2 separate regions of the Homo sapiens genome follow, and region 1 is linked to region 2. A link is a contact called in ENCODE Hi-C or POLR2A ChIA-PET data. All regions are on one chromosome and are shown on one strand. Each heading gives the region's core, a stretch centred on a gene start or an enhancer-like site at or near the end of the contact. The rest is flanking DNA. Distances are from core to core; before and after follow the strand shown.

Region 1 (2,700 bases), core at 136-2,635, 99 kb after region 2:
TTTGTAAATACATGTTTACTCTGTTGATTAGGGATAATGAGCTGAGCTACCATGCTGTCAATCAGAATTGTTTGGGGATTGAAACTCCTTTTGCAGAGTTTAATTTTTTTAGTAATCAGCTATTAAAATGATCAAATAGTAACACTTAACTGGCAAACAAACAGAATGAGAGCTGGTTTGTTGCTGGCCGTATTAGTTAAAACTTACTGCAATTTTGCTTGCTTAATTAATATTTTTTGAATAGTGGGAATTAGCATTTATAGCATTTGTGGCTTTGTGGCGAGAACTAAAAGGGCAAAGTGAAATAGTAGCAGCTTAGCAGAATCTCACTGTCTAAAACAAAAGGGTAGGGCCTCAAGTCCGAAGATCCTGAGGTTCTGCCATTTTAACTTTGAGTAATTTTAAACTCTCTTAGCCTTAGTTTCTCCGTCTCTAACATAGAGCAATGCCAAGCTTGTGAGAGGATCATCAAATGCCTGGTAGTCTGGGTCCTTATATTTAAGATTTTAAGGGAAAGAGTCTCTGCATTTAATGACAAGGAATGAAAACCACAAGACAATCATCCATCCAAGTGCATGCAGACAGTCTGTGCCACTCACACAAAAGTTCTAGACACAGTTTAGCAGGAATCTTAGCCGATTTAGGTTCTTTTGCTGCTGTAGATTTTTGGTAGACAATTAGGTTTTAAAAAATATTTTTTGTTATAGTGAAAAAACGTTGCAAAATAACAAATACCCTGATTTTTCCCCAACGATTCCTTAAATGACAACATAAAGCTGACAACTAATTTAACAATAAGGTAAGGACAATTTATCCTAATTGCTCTGGAGGTGATTATTTGATAGGAAAATTAGCAACCTGTATTATATTACACGCAGTGTCCTGATTAAATGTTTCCTTCAGAAGTTCTATTGGAAAAAGTTTTGCGTTTTTTTTTTTTTTTTTTAGTTCCTTTTTTTTTTTTTCTTGTAAGGGAAAGCCTTCTTGGGCAATCTATGAACAGTCAGAATGGATTTTAAGTAATGTCTCATATTATTCATAGAGTCTGGAAAAAGCCGGCCTACTTAACTCTATCTCACCAGCTTTTTTGCAGACTGCTCCCTGCCAACCTCCCTCACCGTACACCCTTCCCTCCTCCCCAGTCCAACCCTCACAGCTGAAAGTCTTGAGGGCAAACTTTCAGTTTAAATTTCCCAGCTTTTTGTCAGTTTATGTCAAAGCCCTAGCCACCTCTCCCACTGACTGCAGTGGCTTTGTTTTTTCTTCCCCTCCATTTGCTACTTGTTAGCCTCCGTGTACTGTGTCGGCACACTTACAGTAGGCAGAGCGCTGATGACAGATGGCGGGGGGGCTGGGAGCTGGGCTGCAGTGGCACCATGCCAAGGGATATGCCTCGCCGCGGGAATGAGCCGCCCAGAAGCTCTCCTTGAAGCCTTGTCCGCTTGGTTTGGTTCTGTGGGCGTGTTTGTATATGCCAGTGCACACGTGGCATGTTTTGTTGTTGTTGTTGTTGTTGCGGTTGTTTTTGTTGTTGTTTGGGCCAGTGACAACAGAGGCCTCGCTGGCTGGCTGCAGCTTTCCACTCTTGGCAGTTTCCAGACTCCCAGACAGGAAATTCTCCCAACCATTGCAGCTGTGAATTGGCCCATTTTTCTGGAAAGAGGATAAAGAAAAGAGTTTTGTGGGATTCTTTGCTTTTCTCGCACAAGCAGGGACGCGTTGAATACAAACAGGAAAATGCGAGGGAGATCAAGGGATGGGAGGGAAGAAGGAGGGATGGGAGTCATCAGAAATCAGATGAAATTCTGTACCGGTTTCAGGCAAGTGTTTGAGACACGCAAATGCAATTGCCTGGGAGCATATGCAGTGCTGTTCTCTGGAACCAGGTGCAGGTCTGCCCTAATGGTGAAACTGCCCTGGGCCTTTGTGGGGTTTTAGCAATTTGAACTCCTTTGACAGCCAAGAGGCACTCACTTTCATTCATTCCTTCAATAAATGTTTGAGAGCCGGCTCTGTGACTGGCAGTTTGCTGCGAGGCTAGGTGAGGGTACACCGGGGGAAAGAGAAACAAGATCTATCCCTTAGGGAACTAATAATCAGATAGACAAAAAGAAAGGAAGTAAACACACATCACAGTCACACACTCCTGTTAGTGTTCTCCATGCAATTTAATAGGCTACTGTGGCAGAGAAGGAGGATGATATGATGATGATAATTATCACAACTTTTAATGAGCAGTTCTTATGTGCCAAGCACTGTTCTAAAGGCATTTCTCATTTAAACCTCATAAGAACTATGCAGTAAATACTACGAAAACAAGCATTTGGGGGCCGTCAGGAAGGACGTCACTAAGGAAGTGAAATCTGAGCTGAGGTATGAAAGACGTAAAGGAGTCAGCAGCCATTCAAAGAGCCAGGGGAAAGGAACAGCAAGTACAAAGGTCCTGAGGTAGGGAAGAGCTTAAGGGTATTCACATCACTGAGAAAACAGCTATGGGACAGGGGTGTAGAAAGTAATATAGCAGGGAGGGGAAGTTGGGGAGATTGGAATGGTGTGGGATAAACTTGAAGAAATGGGCAGGGTTCCAATCATGCAAAGCCTTGTAAGGAACATGTTCTGGTCAGGGATATGAGAATTGGAGGACTTTGAGCTGGAAGGGGACATGAGTAAAATTACATTTTTAAAAAATTCTCCCTTTCT
Region 2 (2,700 bases), core at 174-2,673:
TTTAACCAAGTAAAGATGATTGTCAGTTTTCTCCAGTTTTTCTTTGTTAATAGTCTATAAACACGGATGTGCCTATTAGGTGTAGCTTCCTCTCTTTATTTGAAATCACCATTAAATTGCTCTCCAAAAATATTGTAGAGCAGCCGCAGACCTCACTGAACAATAACTTTATAAGCTCTCCCTCTCTCCCTTGAGCTTTCGTCCGCTTAGCTGCCCGTCCTCAGGCTCCGAGTGTGTAATCAGGCCCAGCCTCCTGCAGAGCACCATCAGGAAAATGGCAGCTCTCACTGAGAGACAGCAGAGCCATTCACAGTCGTGGAGCTATTGAAACATTGACAGATATGACAGACATTTCCAAAGCTGTGCGAAGCATTAATTTTAATGTATGCTATGTGTCCTTACTTAGTAAATATTTATTTGACTGTGAAAGATAGGAGAGGTAATCACTGCTTTCCTTCAAATACAGTTGCTGTGTGAGCCCCAGCCCCCTTCTCTTGAGGGAGCTGAGGACTCAGTCCTGGAGTTTTGAAACAAAACATGGGAGAAGAAAAAGAGGCAAGAGACAAGACCTCTATTGTAGAGTTAAATGTTAACATTCTTCTGTGTTTTATTCAAAGTGTTTCCTTTGGTCACATGGATACAGCATAATCACATTAGCTCAGCAACTAACAAGAATCATGCTTAGCTAGAAAATAATTTCTAGGAAGTCTGGATTGGCAATAAGATTTTATCTGAAGATGGGTCAACCTAGCTGACGTTGTCTTCTATTCCAGCTTTCCTGTCTGAATCTCCTATTATGATCTTCTCAGTTAACCTCTATTGTCATTGACCATCTGATCTACATAGGGGGTCACTCTGGGGCCACCATATCTTCAGATGTAGAGCAGACAATTTAGGCAATTTCACTCTTCAAATTAAATGGTTGGAGAAGTGGGAAGGCAGTAGATTGGGTCACGACAATCATCACTGAGCACCTGCAAAGGGGTAGTTATGTTTACATGTACTATCTCAGATAATCCCAACAACTCCCTGTGAGGCAGGCAGCATTAGCACTCTTTCCAGCGTCACATAATGGCAGGATTGAGACGATTGAGATATAGACTCGGGTCTTTGAAATCCAAGGTCTGGTGCTTTGTCTGCTACTCTGCAACAGAGAGTATTGCATACATAAAATCACTTTGTAAACCTTATATCTTTATAAAAATGTTAGCTACTGCTACTGTGGACAGTGGAAAATGTGCTTGTTAGTTTTGTCTGGCTGGTTAGTCATCCAGGGCTTTTCTAATGAGGCAATGAACCCAACAGGGGTGAGAGGATGAGTTGCCAAGCCTTCACGTCGACTTTGTGTGCACTAATTAAACATCATGCCTGGATAAATGGCCCAGGATGGCAAAGTCCACAGCTTCTCACAGAAGTTTCCAGGAAGTCTCTTGGTTGCCTGAAGATGATTTGGTCATGAATGAGGTGCAACCTCAAGCCTCCTTCACTGGCTCTGTGTGACTGGGTACATTAACCTTTCATTGTATCAGTAGCAAACTGTGGTGTGAATGTCCAGTGGGCCCCCAAAATCAATTTCTCCTTGGTGAGTACTTGTTAAATGGATGTCTATTTCATTCTAATATACAAGGAGAGTGACATATATTGGATTCTAAAATATTAATTTATTATAAGTTTTTTTTTTCTTTGAACCTATGCTGTTTATCTTGGCAAGCTCTCTTAAATATCCTTTGACCTTTTCCAAAATGTCTTATTTGTTAAGTTTGCTCTCTTCAGTTTTTTGTATTCAGTGAAACTCTTTGGAATTTTCCTCAGACAAAATTTTACACTGGAGAGGGAGCCACACATAGTCAAAGTTTATGGGGAATAGATTTATGTTTGAAAACTATGCCAGATATTAGTCATGCATACTATGTTATAATATCAAGGCAGCTCTAGTCTAGTGTCTTAAAATCAGCTAGTTCCCTACCCAAAACTTTACTAAATCTGAGGGATACTCTACCTTTTCTGTCTGAAGTTCTGCATATATATATTTTTTTAATTTAAGCAGTTGTGTTGTCAGATTTTTATGGCTTTTTTACATTGAGGTAAAGGTAGGTTCTCTTGTTGAGCACCTAAAAAAAAATCACAAACAGAAAAGCAACGACTTCTTAAAAGTCCTAAATTTTCTAGTCACTCAAATAAGAATGCATTTGCTGATGGTTAATATAAAGATGGGTCAGGTCTGGTCTCCAACTAATATGACTCAGGATCTCTAAGTTCAACAGAGCAAAGACTCTTTCATTAGAGCTAAGACTCATTCTACTATATCATTAGAACAAAGACTCAACATCTGGCATAAGCAGACCATGATCTTATTTGGAGCCCAAGCTGTTTTTCTGATCCAGTACTGATGTTTGGGGGCAAGTCTTTATTTACTTGGTGCTATGATAAAGGTTTTCACATATATTATCCCACTGATGCTTAAACAAAACCCTGTAAAGTGGTACTATTTTCAATGTTTTACAAATAGGGATAATAAGCCCCTAAAAGTTTAATTAATTTGCTCAAGATTGAAGCTGGGATGTGAACCTAATGTTTCTAAATTTCAATTCTGTGCTCTTTCATTGATGATTTGTTATAACTGGCTCCTATTGTTAAGAAGACATGGTATATGGAGCAATGAGGAAACTACCAAGCCATTCTGGTTAATTATATCCATCA

The links. A loop is a pair of places that touch in the nucleus more often than their neighbours do. ChIA-PET counts read pairs that join two places held with the same protein, here RNA polymerase II (POLR2A). Pooled maps may share reads with other maps.
Region 1: a map of chondrocyte shows a loop between it and region 2 (2.1-fold over the local background). The contact joins two enhancer-like sites. A Hi-C loop is called at or near these places in 2 of 168 maps with a recorded cell type or tissue (Caco-2 and chondrocyte) and 1 of 50 pooled maps. POLR2A ChIA-PET finds 5 or more read pairs at or near these places in 2 of 52 experiments (K562 and OCI-LY7).

What each region holds. Positions count from the first base shown.
Region 1 is chr9:106,696,761-106,699,460 of GRCh38, reverse strand. No RefSeq gene overlaps it. Among named protein-coding and RNA genes, the nearest start is that of LINC01505, 82 kb to the right of the region's middle. Within about 2 kb of position 1,385, at least 14 of the 41 ENCODE cell types and tissues checked have a DNase peak (open chromatin) inside an H3K27ac peak, as active enhancers do.
Region 2 is chr9:106,796,119-106,798,818 of GRCh38, reverse strand. No RefSeq gene overlaps it. Among named protein-coding and RNA genes, the nearest start is that of ZNF462, 66 kb to the left of the region's middle. Within about 2 kb of position 1,423, at least 2 of the 41 ENCODE cell types and tissues checked have a DNase peak (open chromatin) inside an H3K27ac peak, as active enhancers do.